Regions from separate parts of the Mus musculus genome. Here region 1 is linked to region 2. Evidence: chromatin loops called from intact Hi-C (ENCODE). Cell type or tissue: heart. All regions are shown on one strand. Links, peaks and the distances in the headings refer to the core of each region. The heading gives the core; the rest is flanking DNA. Region 1 overlaps Epb41l4b (erythrocyte membrane protein band 4.1 like 4b). Region 2 overlaps Ptpn3 (protein tyrosine phosphatase, non-receptor type 3).

The links. Hi-C counts contacts between places; a loop is a spot of excess contacts. Peaks named below come from ENCODE experiments on the same cell type or tissue, not always from the same donor. Only the 100,000 strongest peaks of a DNase experiment are listed, where the experiment ranks them.
Region 1: it touches region 2 in a loop (7-fold over the local background); 7 of 42 quality-filtered maps call a loop at or near these places.

Annotation. Positions count from the first base shown.
Region 1 is chr4:57,012,032-57,020,756 of GRCm38, forward strand. It overlaps Epb41l4b (erythrocyte membrane protein band 4.1 like 4b), which reads right to left. Exons shown (of 25, transcript NM_001355492.1): 21 at 7,741-7,927; 22 at 4,823-4,900. Among named protein-coding and RNA genes, the nearest start is that of Frrs1l, 26 kb to the left of the region's middle. In heart, for the core only: a CTCF peak has its summit at 5,373 (motif pointing right); no DNase peak of the experiment used is centred there; H3K27me3 peaks cover 2,623 bases.
Region 2 is chr4:57,270,573-57,279,297 of GRCm38, forward strand. The region is part of intron 1 of Ptpn3 (protein tyrosine phosphatase, non-receptor type 3); the gene reads right to left. Among named protein-coding and RNA genes, the nearest start is that of Gm12536, 25 kb to the right of the region's middle. In heart, for the core only: a CTCF peak has its summit at 648 (motif pointing left); DNase peaks (open chromatin) are centred at 3,709 and 4,759; H3K27me3 peaks cover 295 bases.

The DNA of each region.
Region 1 (8,725 bases), core at 581-8,580, 260 kb before region 2:
TCCTTTCTTGCTTTGGGCTTCTCTGCATTTGTTACACTATTATACATATGTGCCCTTTGAGCTTTAAAATGTGATTCTTTGAGGGGATGGAAAGATTCTTGGCATTGATAAATAATAATGGAAATGTAATGGGAGTGTTCCCCCCCCCCCCATAGGCTTCCAAAGGACATTGCTAGTTTGAGGAGGGAAGAGAAAAGTCAGGCAGTTAGAGAAGGAAAGACAGTCCAGAATACTGAGCACTGGGGAAAGAGGGAGCTAGCAGCTACTTCTCCACAGGTCAAGGCTGGGAATGGGGACTGAAGAGCAGGAAAGACCAGAGTCCTTAGTCAAATAGAGCTAGGGAGGCAGTTGGTCCCTGGACAGAATGACCCCAGGACAGAATGATGGCCAGTAAGTGAAAGCAAACCGAGATTTCCATCTACCCAAAGACCCCATGAAAGATACAAAGAGTGGGTTAGATGCATCTGTGAGTGGCAATGCAGTGAACCGAGCAGACATCTCTGCACCCCTCCTGTACCCTGGGAGCAATGATGAGGTCACAGGCAGATAGATGGCAGCCTGGACTTGAGACTCAGGTCTAGCCCACCTGGAAAAACAGAGTTCCAAACAAACACTCAGCAGTTGAGCCAACTGGAGCCCCTGTCCTGACACCCAACTAGAGCCTGATCCCATGTCCCATGTGACCTTCCTCAGACCAGAGCAACGTCTCCCGGTCATGTCCACACTCCCCTAACTTGCCATGTGCTGGGACACACTGGACCTGCTCTGTAGCCTTGTAGATGAGTAGTTGCTAAGATGCAAAGCTCAGAGAGGGACAAGAGCCACAGGGAAGATTCAAGATCACATAGGGGAGAGGTGTTTACACCTGTTGCCAGCCAGAGGTAGGCCAGCTGACCCAATATGAAGCAGGTCTTTGTGTGCCTAGAATCTACTTTTGACTCTTTTTTTTTTTTCTTTACCTAAAGACTTTGAAATCCATTTCACAGAGACTGGGCCAGGCTAGGCAGTCATACCATATTAGTTCTCATAGAATCTCGACCGACCATTCCTGAATGAATGCCAGAACCTCTGGTCTTTTCTCTCCAGTTTCCTTTCCTTCAAGTGCTGTCCTGAGGGTTGTGGGGTACCATAGAAGTTCTCAGCCAGAAGAAACATGGGAACTAGGCAGAGGCTGTGAACTTGTGGGTGACTCCAGGAGGTAGGTCACTTGCTGTTTTGTTTGGTAAGCATCAGCAGAGAATTTTACCACTCTTGTCCGATAAAGTACAACCTTCCTCTTTTGAAGAAAGACCCAGAGAGAGCAATCAGAAGCAAAGAGTATAGATTTGACAGCTGAGAAACCATGCCTCATGCAGGCTGAGTCTCTTAGACTGCGGATACATTCTCCTCCACTCTCATGCTTCATTAAGGCAGCTGTAGGCTACAACTTGGGTTACGGCTTGAAGGCCATCCCAGAGCTTCCTCCAAGTCTAGGCTTTGGAGATAAGGCAGAGAGGTCCAGGGACCCAGCAAGCTTAAAGGAAGAGGGACCACTTAGGAAAAAAAGAGATACATCCTGACTCTGTCACCTGCCGTAAGGCTTGGGTTCTAGTCTCAAACCTGATGCCAACCTGCTGGGTGAGCTGCAACGAGTGCATATCCCTGTGTAAGCCTTGGCTGGATGAGGCGGTCCCAAAGCTCCACTCCTACTAACAGGCCGGATACAAGCCAGGCACGGGCTGTACTTACACGGCAGCACCCCAACCTCAAGCCCGGGACCCTGAAGTGGACACAGTTACTGATACAGTGGAACTTGGGAGCTGAGTCCACTCTTTTCTGAGCTGTCTAACGGCAAGTGAGACAGGCACTGCTCTATAGAGGCAGAAATAAAAGGAGACCCGACAAAGGGAAAAGCAAACTGCCAAGTCCCCTTTTCCTCCCTTGCACTCTTTGGTACTCATGGAAACAATATTCACTTGGAACAAGAAAAGGTCAGAGCCTACGGTGCCAAGACACATCCTCGGCAGAGCCTGTGTATTCGTACTGGAACATCAGGTCATTCCAAGGTCACCCTTTGTAGTGACCTCCCTGAGTAGCTGTCTCACTACAGCCCAAGGACCTCAGCTCTGTATATATAAAGCCTCCTGGACTCTAGTTCATAGCTAAGTCAGAGCTGTCCAGAGATGTAGAGAGGTATCCCACAAGAGTGGGTGACAGTCCCTGAAGGAGGAAGTCATTTGGCAGATCTCAAGGAATTACTGCCACACGCTGTTTCCTTTCTATCCCAAGTCTGTAATATCTAAGCCAAGATCTTTTGATTCTACCAGCAATCAAGTCTATATACCAGACACATGGTTCTGAGAGGAATCCCACTACTCTTGCAAAGAGTTATGATATATTTTTAAAAATAAATTGACTATAGTTCTTAGAGCCACCAAACTCCTTAGTGAATTAATACTTTATTCATGCTTGCTTGCCCCTAATATAGAATTGTGCAAGCCTTTTTTAAAGTCAGGTACTCACACCATAGCCCAGGCCAAACTGGTATTCATGGCAACCTTCCTTAGCCTCCCACATACTTGGATTACTGCCTGTGCTATTATGCTTAGGTGACATGTTTTAGTTATCCAACAAACTTCCCTTCATACTCTAAAATCCAGTGGTCCCAGTCAGGGGACAACCACTCACACAGACGCATGTGGTTTCCTCTGCAGCACAGCTGGACAGCTTGGTAGTTACCTGTCAGCCTAACTCACAGGGATAGCTTTACCTGGCTTCTAATTCCTGTAAGCAGATTTCCCTACACATGGTCCTCAGAACATAGCTGTCTCCGCTCTCTACTTCACAGATTCTCAGGATGCGCCCTAAGAGTTCCCAGATCTCTCTGGCTGACTGCCCCCCAGAACAGGATGTTCTCAGGTGGCGGCCAGGGGTTCCATCTTCCACAAGGCACTCCTAAACAAGAAGTTTCAGCGGAGATGTATCTGCCGACCCCTGACCCAGGCATGCTACTTTTTTACCTTCTTCCATGACCCCTGTTCTCTTCCCCATCCTGGAAATTACTTCTTTTTTTAAAAGTGGCAAATTCCCCAAACATGAGGCCAGATCTTCTCCAGCCCAGCACATAGCACTCAGTGGGAGGGGCCAGATACCAGGGATCCTGATCCCATGTGGTCTTGTGTGCTTTGCCTATTCGGACACTCAGTTTCTGTAACTGTGCAAAGGGCGGCCGAGGCCTTGCTCAAAAGCTACCAGTTACGCTAACTCTGTTGGACAGCCGGGGGAGAAGGGACTTTGGTCTTGGCAACCCATCTAACAAGCAGACTGAGAGTAACCATGACATTTGCTCAATTGTGATGGTCCCCAGAGCAGGGTCCTCCCTGGCAGCTCTCAGCTGTTCTTAGGCTAACATAACTTGCTAGGCAAAAGAGATAGCTGTAGAAATGGCAAGTGCTGTGTCAGCCCAGACTCTCCTAAAAGCCTCTGAAGAGCCCTTCCTCTAAAGCTGATGCCCAATGACTCTTCCTCTGGCCTTTCCCGGGGCATCTCCTGTGCAGCTTACATGGTGCTTGGCCATTTATCAACCCGACTTCTTGGCCACCCTTGAGCTGCCCTCTAACCTGGAGCTATCCCATAACTAAGTACAAAGCTCTCAGGAGATAGGTTCTGACTTGATTCATATTTTGCCTCACAGCCCAAATGGTGATTGATGTGAACCCCAAGGTGGACCATGATTTATGCTCAACGTTTTTGAGATATGACTGAGCCTAGCCAGTAGTCATTTCCAAGTTTGCCTGTAGCATCTAATAATACTTTACATATATTCATGTTGCCTTCTAGCCTCAATCTCTCTCTCTGTGGCTCTTTCTCTCTGTCTCTGTCTCTGTCTCTCTCTCTCTCTGTGAGTGTGAGTGTGTTTCCCTCCTTTTCTTTTCTTCCTCTCCTGATAACACTTCTGAGATAGACAATGCCATCCTGACATCTGTGCTGTAGGGAAGACAGGACAGGATCCAACGACAAGATTCTTAAACGGGGAGCAGAAAGCAGAGAATGCAGCTCGGCTGGCAGGTGCTTGCACAGTGTTCAGGAAGCCCTGGGTGCAATTCTCAGCTCTGCATAAACCAGGCATGGTAGTACACTCCAGAACTCAGAAGTCAGAGGCAGGAGGATCAGAAGTTCAAGGGCATCCCTGGCTACATAGCAAGTTCAAACTCAGTCTGGCCTACACAAGATCTTATCTTTAAAAAAAAAAAAAACACACACACACACAAAACAGTTATGTGTGTAAACAGTGGCCAGAGACTGAAGTGAGAACTTGCCTGTCTGACCCCTTTAGGGCTCAGTCCTCTAAAAAAAGGGGGGGCTTTTCTCACCTGCAGGAGTCCCACGAGGGCCACTATCCCTAAGAGAAGACCTGTATGCAGAGGAAAGATGGTGGTGGTGGGGGCATAAGGGGTGTGGGAAGCCAGGGAAGAGCCTTGAACCAGAGTTTCAGACCAGATGGATTGCCAGAAGCAACAGCAAGAGATGGGTGGGCATGCAGGGCACAGCCCGGGCGGGCAGCCAGGAAGCTGAGACCCAACCATGAAGGAGCCCTGCTATGCTGGAGAAGCAGCAGCCAGGCGCAGGCGGGACCCCTGCAGCTACCCTCTGAGGAGAAGGCGCACCCCTCCATCAAGGGCCCCAAAGGGTGATGAAGCCCTTGCCGGCTGACTCTCCTTGAGAGCTTCCAGGACTAACAGAAGCCCTCCCTCCCACAGCAGTGGCCGCCTGTCCACCCTCCCCCTGCCAGACGCATCTGTGGTCGGTGGCCTTTCTGCTTTTAGAGAAATGAGAAGTTTACCAGAGGGGTAGCTTCTGTAAAATCCATCAGCAAGTCGCCTGGCCCCAGGGTCAGGGAGCCTCCGTGGTCAGAGGGACTCTGCAAAGGGAGGAAGACGGGCCCTGGTTAGCGATACCCAGAGCAGATGGCAGGGCGCACAAGGGAAAAGGGTACACTTCTCTAGCCCTGAACGGCTCAGTGTGCAACTCCCTCCCACCCCTACCTCCACCTCCACCCCCGACATACTCCTCCCTCAGCGGTGTACAAAATGGGCAGGCTGAACCCCAACTTTCCCCTGAAATCTTCATGGATAGAAGTAGGGTAAAGTGCAGGATCTGTCCTGCTACAAATCACTCCCCCACCCCCATCCCCGGTTCTGGGGAAATGCTTTAAAGAGTCCCTAGAATACATAAATAGAACAAAGAAGCCATCTCTCATGGGAGAGCCAGGAGACCTGAAGGAGCTAAGTTGACCAGCAGCAGAATAATGGGAAGGAGGCTGCAGGAGGGTTGCTGGGACCTCTGAAGACAGTTCCAGACAATGTTTTGTCCTGCGCAGAGATGGCCACGAGAGGGCGCCCTGGAGCTTTGGGGAGAATTCTGTAGCTATCATTCCACACTCTAATACTGCAGCCTGGTCTTTAACCATCTGTGGGATACATGAAAGGAGCCTGCCTCCCACTTGGCAAACTGTAAGACGGAGTCCTGATTCCAGGCAGTGAAGCCAGTATGGTGGCTCACGTCTATAACCCTACTACTCAGTAGGCTAAGGCAGATTTCCCATGAGTTCCAAGCCATCCTGGGTTCATAGTTGTACTGGCTAGTTTTGTGTCAACTTGACACAGCTGGGGTTATCACAGAGAAAGGAGCTTCAGTTGAGGAAATGCCTCCATGAGATCCAACTGTAAGGCATTTTCTCAGTTAGTGATCAAGGGGGAAAGGCCCCTTGTGGGTGGGACCATCTCTGGGCTGGTAGTCTTGGGTTCTATAAGAGAGCAGTCTGAGCAAGCCAGGGGAGGCAAACCAGTAAAGAACATCCCTCCATGGCCTCTGCATCGGCTCCTGCTTTCTGACCTGCTTGAGTTCCAGTCCTGACTTCCTTGGTGATGAACAGCAGTATGGAAGTGTAAGCCGAATAAACCCTTTCCTCCCCAACTTGCTTCTTGGTCATGATGTTTGTGCAGGAATAGAAACCCTGACTAAGACAATAGTTAAGTACCAGACCAGCCTGCTATGCAGCAAAACTCTACCTTAAACAAAAACAAAACTCCAAAAAACAAAACAAAACAAAAACATTCCAGGATACAGTCTATAGAATTCCAGAGGGCCTCAGCCTGCTCGAGTCTATGCTGAGGGTCCAAACACATTGTTGTGCCTATTTTAGACATATGAGGTAAGGACATCAGGGAAGATGGGCCTCGTTCATGCAGGCTATGGGCCTGGATCTGTTTAGATGCTGCTAAGAGTGACCCTGGAACCCGATAAGTCTCAGGGATCCAGTGGCCCTCAGGAGCCCCAGTGAGGCTTCCTGACTGATCTAAGCATCGAGGCTGGCCCTCTCCTCTTCAGAAGGAGGAGAAGCTAAGGCTCAGGGGATGTGGGCCTTGAAGATGTGGGCCTATCAAAGCTATCACGGGTGCGTGACAGCAGGAGCTGGAACCCACTGGCTCCCATCTTGCTGCCTGGGAAGCGGTTCCCTGGACACACCTTTCCTTGAGAAGTTACATGGATCACAGGCATCTTTGGCTCAGCGTGTGCTCGGACAGGAACAGGATCAATGGTACTTGAACCAACTGCCAAAGATTGGCCATTGATAGAGTCACATGGAGAAAAGCAAGAACGGCTCACGTAAGGTCTCGGTTACCACCATCCACATGTGCAATTTTCTGAAATTTCAAGCTGACAGAGTGATGTGTCCCATTTTCAAACCATTAACACACCTTACCCAATGGGAGGTATGGATGGGAACATGTCTATGTTTTTTATTTCTCCAAGTTGTCCAGTATAGAAAGGCACCTGAGGCTACTGCTCTCCCCTTAGTTTTGTGATATTTTAAGATGGTTTAAAACACTTTTTTATCTTTAAATTTACATTCATTTGGTGTGTGTGTGTGTGTGTGTACACATGCCGCAGCATGGGAGTGTGTTATTAGAGGACAACTTTGGGAGTCAGTTCTCTCCTTCCATCATGTAGGTCTTGGGGATCAAATTCAGGTCATCAGGCTGGATATCAAGCACCTTTAGTTAATGAGCAATCTCACCAGCCCATAAGATAGAATTTTGATTGCTTGTTTGTTTGTTTGTTTGTTTTCAAGACAGGGTCTCACTATGTAGCCCTGGATGGATGTCCTGGAATTCACTAAGGAGACCAGGTTAACCTTGACCTCATAGAAATCTACCTGCCTCTGCCTCTCAGACTGCCAAGATTAAAGATGTATGTCTCCACACCAGGCTTTAAAGTCATCCAGGGAGACACAGCAATATACAACAACATCACCACCAAGCATCCCTTACGCGTCTCCTAAAGCACGGTGCACACTGGGTTTTTTTTTCTCTCTCTATTGTAAAATGTCTCTCATAAATGGCTGCCACATATCTTGGGATCAGAGTGTGTGAAAATATATTTTGCTACTTTTATTTTTAATTATCAATATTTTTTCCTTGGAACCAACCTGACTTTCTTCAATTTAAGGTTGGCATTGCTCTCTTAGAAACAAGTCTCATGCTAGCCTCAAACTTACTGCGTAGTGGAGTATGACCTTGACCTTCTGATCCTGCCTACTCTATATGTGCTGGGAATCAGATACATGGCTTTAACTCTACCAACTAAGTTAAGTTATCAGTCTGGTTTGACTGCTTGTCAATGCATGCATGCAACTGAGTATGTAAAATGTAAATGCTCATTCAATACGTGTATTACACCTGGGCCTCTTTCCCATACCTTGGCCCCTGGGGACAGCGGGCTCTTGACTTCTGACTTCTGAGGCGAGCTGACTTTCTGGATTTTGGGGGACGCCAGTGACACCGAAACTTGAGTGGCAGACATCGTGGTGGTGGTGGTGGTTGTGGTTGTGGCTGTGGTGGCTCCCACTGCCTCAGCAAGGTCTGGAGGGAGGTCATCTTCATCACTGCGGTTACTAAAAGCACATGAAGCTCTGCTCATTACAATAATACACAGGCTGTGAGGGGCACGGGGAGGGCGGGGCGGGGGCGGGGCAAAGCAAGAGGACAGGGCTCTCCAAATGGGTGCCAACTCAATGTCCACCATACAGGATCCAAGATGGAGACACACCTGGGCTGGACTTTCTGCCACTCCCCCACTCTGTGTGTGTGTGTGTGTGTGTCTGTGATTGTGGTGAACCACTCTCTCTCTCTCTCTCTCTCTCTCTCTCTCTCTCTCTCTCTCTCTTTCGGAACAGGCTTTCTCTGTGTACCCCTGGCTGTCCTGGAACTCACTTTATAGACCAGGCTGGCCTCAAACTCAGAAACCCACCTGCCTCTGCCTCCCAAGGGCTGGGATTAAAGGCGTGCACCATATATTTATTACTTTAATCATTTATAAAGGAATGATTCCATAGCATGACATCCTTCACAATTGTGTAGCCATCCCACTCTATATCCCCCAGTCTTGCATCAATTGTAACCAAAACTGTTTGATTACTGAGCAGGGACTCCCCATGGGCCTCTCTCACATCTCCCAGCAATCTTTAGTCCTGTCTTGTCCCCGTCTCCAGAATCTTGCCTATTCCTGAAACCTCACAGAGCTGTGGTATACATCAAAATGCCCTTTTCTCTTAGGTTGGGAAATGTTCTATTGCATGACCAATACCATACTTTCTTAGCTGCGTCTCTGCTAGCGGACCCTCAGCTGGACACTCACATCACAGTGTCATGGTAGCCTTGGAAGGATGAACATTCCTGCGAGG
Region 2 (8,725 bases), core at 327-8,326:
CTGCTAAGCAGAATCTGTTGCTCAAAGATGCAATGCCACGTTAGGTCAAGGAAATACATACGTGGCTTATTTATCTGTTTGCCCTGTTATCTCTAAGGTAGTACCTTCTAATTTCCCAGAGGAAAATTCCTACCTTAGGTTGTTGTTGGTGGTGGTGGTTTTTTTTTTTTTTTTTTTTTTTTGGTTTTTTGAGACAGGGTTTCTCTGTATAGCCCTGGCTGTCCTGGAACTTACTTTGTAGACCAGGCTGGCCTCGAACTCAGAAATCTCAAAGGCTGGCTCTGCCCACCCCCCCACCCCCCGAGTGCTGGGATTAAAGGCGTGCGCCACCTCGCTCTACCTTAGGTATTTTTAAGTTTTGCAAAACTAAGCATGAAAGAAATATGTAAAACACACAAAAGCTGGTTAATAAGTTATGCTATATTAAAATTAAGAACTATTTCTTTGTAAAAAAATTTTTTTTAAAGATTTATCATATTTTGCCTGAAGAGATGGCTCAGCAGTTAGGAGCAGATACAGCTCTTGCAGAGGACCAAAGTTCTAGCTAGTCCCAGCACCTACATCAGGCAGCTCATGGCTACTTGTTAGCGTCAGCTCCGGTGGAATCAATACCCTGCCCTCTTCCGGCCGCTGAGGAAAATGCACATACACAGACACACTGAAAATAAAGGTGAAGCATTTCTTTTTTTAAAAATGGGAAGAAATGAGGTTCTTAGGCAATCGCTTGTCAAAGAAATGCAAAGTAGAGCCACAGAACGAGGACAGACGTAAAACTGAGAACAGTGTGGAAGGGGTTCAGCTATCCGTCTCTCTGAGATGCTGCAAGGAACATAAATTGGGGCTGAAGAGATGGCTTAGCGATTAAGAGCTCTGCCTGCTCTTCCAAAGGTCCTGAGTTCAATTCCCTGCAACCACATGGTGGCTCACAACCATCTGTAATGGGATCTGATGCCCTCTGCTGGTGCGTCTGAAGACAGTGACAGTCTATTCACACACACACATATACATACATACATATATATCTTAAATTAACACAACTACTTTGGCAAACTGTTGGGGAAAATCTCTACCAAGCTGAACACACCACCACGTTCCAAGATATGACAATCTGATTCCTAGGTATGTGTCCAATGAAACAACACATTTCATTCACAAATATATACGTACAAGACTCTTCATAATACCAGCAGATGGGAAGAGATCTAAATTCCAATCGGCTGAAGGATGGGTAAATCATGGCATGCTCAGATCATGCACCTGTATGTAGCCAAGCAGAGAAATGAATCCTTGCTGTGGGCAAAGCAGGATTTTCTTTAATGTTACTTTAATGGTTACTGTTAAGAAGCCAGGCACAATTCCAGGTACTGACTAGTGGCCGCTTCTGGATGGTCCTGAATGCTTTTGTATGTGTGCAGCGATGCCTACAAGTGAAAGCCAGAGGTCAGCAGAGGTTGCTGCTGTATGGCTTCTCTCCACGTTGGTTTTTTTTGTTTTGTTTTTACATCTTAAGATTGTGTGTGCTTGTGTGTGCCTGAGGAGACTAGAGGACAACTCGCAGGAGACCGGTGGCTCCTTCTCCCACGTGAGTGGGTCCCAGGGATTGAACTCAGATTGTCAGGCAGGGCAGACGCTTCGGCCTGCTGTGCCGCCTCACCAACCCCGACCCTCCGTCTTTAGCTGGTTTTACTAGAGAGCTCAAGAGTGGGAAGGCAGAATAAAGAGATTGGCAACTGAACACAAAGGCCGCAGCAGCATCCTGTGGATGCGCTCAGGGAGAACTTGAGACTAAGCGGTTTGGAGGAGGCGCAAATGCAGATGAAGGTTGAGGGGGGCTGTGCTCCCCCTCCCCCATGCTGTGCTCCCCCTCCCCCGTGCCGTGCTCCCCCTCCCCCAGGGTGTGCTCCCCCTCCCCCATGCCGTGCTCCCCCTCCCCCATGCCGTGCTCCCTGCTTTCTGACCATTCTACACACACACACACACACACACACACACACACACACACACATACACACACACACACACCACTCCCTGGGGGAAGCCTTCCTGGGTCTCTCAGCCAATGTGTTAGACTCTCAACTGTGCTCACTGTAATTCTGCACTTAAAAGTCATGATGTGGGTTTCTAACTTCATTTCCTACTACCAGCCTAGCTCCGTGAGGTCGGGTGCTACTCTGGCTCACTGGGCCTCTGACACTCAACACTGACGGGCAATCCGTTAAGTACGTTAAATAAACCAATAAATGCATGAAGAATTAAGCATCTCCCAGTCTTCCAGGCGATGCTCAAGCTATCCATCCAAGGTCCATCTGTTCTGGGGGACCAAGGCAGAGACACCCGGAGAGACAGCACCAGATACCAAGGCAGGACCAGATGTAAAGACCTAGGCAGTGGGAAGAGAGATGTGTCGCTCACCTGTGGGAAGGAGGGCAGAGCAGACCAGAGACTGAAAAAAAAAAAAAATCAAACGTCTGGGATAGCAAGGACCACAGACTAGGTACATAGGACGACAGAAGCTGTGCTTTGAGTCCCTAGCAATAAATTCAAGGTGCTCTAGGTAAAGTTCTATAACTAGCTCGGGACAGGAAACCTCAAATATTAATAATTTTTTTCCTGGAGACTGATAGTACTAAAAAAAAAAACAGGAAAAAAGAAGAAAGCTGACACACACACACACACACACACACACACACACACACACAGAGATTTCCACCCACTCACCCACCACCTCCACCATGCCCTTTTCAATAAAAATGTCACTGGAATCAGGGATGTACTTTCTGAGTAATACAAAAAGTTATCAAGAGACAACAAATGTCTTCCCGAATGCTTTATCCCACACGCAACTGAATATGTCAGCTCTGTCGCTGGCTTCTCCTTTAAGAATCCCAGGTGGACTGTGTTCTTTTAACATACAATAGCATAGTTAGGAAGTACATTATTATTAATGGGCAGCGGCCCTCAGAGCTTCCTTGGGAACTTCTATAGATGATTCTCGGTCCCACCTCCCATGGGAATTCAGTGCCCTGGGCCTTTAGGAACCCCTCAAAGGGCAGTCTGGAAGCTGAGATCGCTGAGGTCCAGACAGTGGCTCTTCACACGGCTGGCCTTGGAACACAGCGAGGTCTGCAGGGCAGATAAAGTATCCTCACACAGACACTGAACAGAAAACCAAGGTCTTCAAGGAGGAAGCCGGGAAGGAAAGCAACAGGAGCCGCATGCCAACCACAGGCAGGGCTTTGCAAGGCCATTTCCCCCAGGCAACCTCTTATCCCTGTGCTAGCTAGCATCAGGGATGATCCTAGCACTGAAAACTGAACCGTGGCTGGTGATGCTTCCCAGCATGGCCCGAGTATATTTAGGGAGACTTTTCCCTCCTCCCTGATTGTCACACGAAGGCCTTGGAACCTAAGGACAGTGTCACTAAAAGTTGTTTCGTGAAAACTGCAGAATATTTTTCCGGCAATTGTCCCTAAAACAAACCTTGATAAGAGCTTGCTTGACATAGATGCTAAACTACATATTACCGAGCCAGGAGGTGTTTCCAGATTGTCTTGAAACTGTGTCTTAAACAATCTGGCTGGACAATAGATGCTGACAGATTGCCCTGTTTCCTGTACCGCAGCCATTGGGGAACTCGGGGGTTCTATGGCTTCCTTTATAAGCCTCTTAATTCCAAACAAAGCCAAAACCCAAACAGGAACACACTGGCCTCAGGAACCAGGGACATCACAGCTGCAGACCAAGCCACTGACATCATGGGAGCTGAGCCTATTTGCACAGTGTTTCAAATCAAAGAGCACTGGGGTAGCGGGAACACTGGCTGTGGGTTCTACTGTGATTCAGATCTTAATCAAAGATGATATTCTGAGAACATATTATAGAAAAAGCATGATCTCATTATGCACACAGCTGGGGCTCAGTAAATATTGCAGAGGGAATACATAGGTGCCTAGCATGGACAGGGAGTAGACATGCATTAAAAGGCACTGTTTGTTTATTACCATTGAGGCGGGGTCTCATGTAGCCAAGGCCTGAACATAAGGCTCTTAATCAATGCTAAGTTTCTGATGTGAACAGGAACTGACTATAGAATCCAGATTTTGTAGGGCTATCTTAATGTCAAATATCTCACACATTTATAAAGACTTCATTTCTATAATGTTATCCCTTTTAAAGCAACTCACTGGTGTTCAAAGGCAGTTGCTACTATAGCTGTTATATGCCTCTGGAAAAAGAAATTGGGCCTTTACTTTGAGAATGCACGTTTCAGGGCCCAGGGATGGAGCTCGGTGAAGTTGCTCAGTTTGTATAGCAGGCCTAGGGACCAGGATTTGATCTCCAGCCCTGTATAAACTGGGCAACATCCACCTGTGACCCCAAACCCTCAGGAGTAGGTGGAGGCAGGGATAGCAGAAACTTAAGGCCATAAGACTTTCAGAAAAAGACAAATGGATATTGATTCCATTTAATTTAATTTATTTGAGACAGGGTCTTATATAACCTAGGCTGGCCTAGATGCTTCGATGTGGTAAAGGAGAGACTTGAAAATCTTGGTGCTATTAGATGTCAAGGCATGCCCCACCACAACCAGATCTTTTAAAAGAAAACAGTCTGGATTTATAAACAAATGTGTTGAGTATTCTGTTAGTGAACCGTGGAACCTCGAGACTAGAGCCAACCCAGGTAATCACATTCAGGCTGACCTTGCCAATACTGCCATCTAGTGGCCAGCAGAGGAAAGCTCTTGCCTCCAACCCTACGACTTAGGGGGAGACACAGGTTGGCTGTGTTCTTGTTTACTGTGCAATCAATCACTCTCCGGCTGGCTATGTAACAATTTCTCTGCGGCTCAGCTTCTTTGTCCTGATCCTTCCTCCCTGCTGGGCTGAAGAAAGCTTTCTTCCTTCCTCTTTTTTCTTCCTAATTCTGAGCATCAACAGATGATGGATCTGCCTGACAGGGAGATTTCTAGCACAGAAAGGAACACAGCGTCCCCATCAGCCTCGTGATGACTCACCAAATCAATACCAATTCTCATCAATTATCAATATTTAATGGATGGGACATAGAAGGTTTATTTGGCCGCTGAGAGAATATCAGTGTTGCCTTTTCTTTTTTCTTTTTTTGCTGGGATCATGGAAGCTGGGCTGCATTTTTTTTTAAAACAATTTAGTCTTGGTGCAGGAAGGGAGGGGTGGGGGTGAGGGAAATCAACCAGGCCCTTAACAACCACATCACATGCTTTATGATTCTCCCAGGAAAAACATAAACCAGTTCTTCCACCACTGCCTCCGCCTGACAGGCAATGCCCCCAGGCTTTGGTTTGGAACCAGGATAAGGTGCCCGAACATTCTAAAGGAAGTGAGAATGCCTTCTGCAGATAAAACTTTACAGGAGTGCGGAGATGAGTCTGTGGATAAGGCACTCAGCATCCAGCCTGAGGACTGGAGTATGGGAGTTCGGATCCCAGCACCTACATAAAAACCAGGCAACATAAACCGGGCGTGGTGGCACATGCCTTTCATCCCAGCACTTGGGAGGCAGAGCCAGCCTCTGAGATTTCTGAGTTTGAGGCTAGCCTGGTCTACAAAGTGAGTTCCAGGACAGCCAGGGCTATACAGAGAAACCCTGTCTCGAAAAACCAAAAACCAAAAACCAAAAAAAAAAAAACAAAAAAAAAAAAAAAACAAAAAAAAAAAAAACAGGCAACATGGCCATCTGTAACCCTGGAGGCAGGCGGGCTCTCTGGCTGAGGAGAATCTACAAGCTCCTGGGTGAGTGAGAGGAGGTATCACATGGGTACAGACACACACTTACACGTAATTTAAAAAATAAGAGGAAACCAGGTGTGAGAGCTTATCCTTTAATCCCAGCACTCCTAAAGCAAAAGCAGGTGGGTCGCTTGCACATGCTTGTGAGACACACACACGGCCATGTGTACAGACCCCAGGGTTTGCTCTTAGGCACATGCTACAGGTCTGGTTATCATTTTACCTGTACATATTTTAGCACTGATCTCCCAAGACCAAGTTTATTTATGTATTTCAAAATCACAGTGAAACCACAGCACTCAAGAAAGCAAACACTGACCAAGCGTTTATCTTAGAGCTGACAGTAAGATTTTACAAATTATCCTGATCCTTCCTTTCCTCCTGTCCCGGGATGCAGTCTGAGACCACGCATACTTTACTGTCAGAGAGAAGACATACATACGTTTTTTAATAACCCCCTACCCTAGACAGAGATACAGGCAACCTGAGAGCCACACACTGGGAAACTGTCAACCAGTCTCCAGGATTTCTGCCTATAACCAGGGTCTTGGGGCCAAAGCGCTATGTCAGTTTCTGAGCCTATGCTACAAAGTTGCTTCCCAGAGGTACATAGCTCGGCAGCTGCCCCATCACTGGAGTGCTTCCTAAATCATTGTTGATGAAGTGACAGATTTTCCAGTCTATAGGTCAGGGCTGGGATTAGCCCAGAGGTCAAACAGAGAAAGAAAGTTCAAAAGTGCTGTCACCTTGCAATTATGTAACCAGGTGTCTTGGCTTGTTCCCTCAGAGTTGGTGTTACCAGACCCCAAATTCTCATCACTCTGTAACACCTGAGAATGAAGACCAGGACACAAGCACAGACTGACTCCCTCTCAGACACGTGTGGAAGAGACAGCTAGCATCTTCTTAAAAGGAGCATGGGGGAGGGGGAGTTTACATTGTGTATGATTTATTAGGCTTGCCAAATGCTTTAAAGTTCAATTCAGCCAAATGAATTAAAAATGAGTGGTTTGGAGCTGGAGAGATGGCTCAGCAGTTAAGGGCACTGACTGCTCTTCCAGAAGTCCTGAGTTCAATTCCCAGCAACCACATGGTGGCTCACAACCATCTGTAATGGGATTTGATGCCCTCTTCTGGTGTGTCTGAAGACAGCGACAGTGTATTCACATACATTAAATAAATAAATAAATAAATCTTTAAAAAAAGAAAAAAATGAGCGGTTTTAGTTTTTCCTTGTAAAGTACCCACATATGTACGCATCAACGCGGTTTCGTTCGATCAATTTTAATTATGTGCAGTTGGTAACAAAATTCTGAAGTGGCTCATGGAATCTCATCTTTTCCCTCATGGCTGTGACTCTCACAAACTGACCAACCCTATCTGTCCACTGTCCTTTCCTTTTCATGGCTTTCTGAATCTCTTAAATACAACCCTGCACATCTTCACAAAGGTGCAGTGCAGGCTCACTGTTACCGTTGGTTTCCATTGTTCACAGTGCTGAACAAGTGTAAAGTAAGGTCCAGGCTGCCCCAGCGGTCAGGAAGCAGAGATGGGAGAGGAAGCTAAATGGCTCTTGTCTCAAAGAATAAGGTGGGGGGAGGGAATGACAAAGAGTCCAACACCAACCCTGGGCCTATTCGGGCACACATACCCAACACACACACACACACACACACACACACACACACACACACACACACACACACCTACTAAGTTAGCAAAACAAGCCTGTTCATTAAAACAAGGCATGATCATATTTATTGCTAAATTAATGTTAAAATCCATTTTTTAAAAAACATCAAGCTTATATACCAAAAAAAGAAACAAAAAACTCCCACAACAGCAACAAAATACTTTTAAAACAATACTTTTTTTTTTAAAATAATACTTTTAAAGCTTAAAGCCTAGGGGCTGGAGAGACGGCACAGTGAGGTTAAGATAGCTGCTCTTCCAGAGGACCCTGGTTCAATTCCCAGCACCCACATGGCAGCTCACAACTGCCTGTAACTCCAATTCCAGGGGATCTGATATCCTCACAGACATACAAGGAAAGAAAAAAGCTTAACGTCTGCTAAACAACGATAATCACAAATGGTGTAAAAACAAAACTTTTTTTTTTGAAACTTGCATGTGCATTTATAAAATGGATCCTTTTCATCAGAAGTGCACTTAAGACTTAGCAATCAGTCTTGACTTTCACAAAACTCTACCATCTTCTCTTGCACCACCAATCCTCATGCTCCAAGACCACAACCGCAGAATTGGCTCATTTGTTCCCTGACCTTTAATTTGTTCAGAGAGGGGACCTCCCAAAGAAGACCCTGAGCCCCCAAAGCAGTGCTGAGATAATCTCTCCCGTCAGTTCAATCCAAACCAGAACCTGTAGTTAGCTCCCTTGTTCCCAGATGACTTCGAAATGTCAAAATAGTTTTCTTATTCGAGAGCCCAGGGTTTATCTTTAGTTTTTATTTATAGGTTGGACACCATGACACCGTGGTCAAAGCTAACAAAATAAAAAAGTTAGCCTGGGCGCCTGGAAGTTAAGAAGAGGCTTCAGCTCCTCTCAGAGCGCAGGATGGGAAGCAGGCTGAAGCCACAGGCGGTGAGAGGTGGCCTATAAACCGCTATAAAAAAAAGCGAAACAGGCTCCAGCCCTCCGGGCCTCAGCTACCTTCAATACTTCTGCCTCGGGGAAGAGGAAGCCAGGCCCAGCACAGGAAGGTGGCAGCCCTGGGTAGGTATGAGAAGCCTTTATCCTGGGGTATCACACAGGGCAAAGGCAACCAAAACTACCCAGGTCCCGAGTCCTCCCTCGTGTGACTCCTCTCCCCAGCTGATACCAGTTGAAGACAAGATTTTTATTAGTTATTTTAATGTTTGGGAAGATGTCATCAAGCCTTCAAGTAATCCCCAAATTCCGGCCTTCTACGAGGGTATTTTCGGTAGCCCCACCC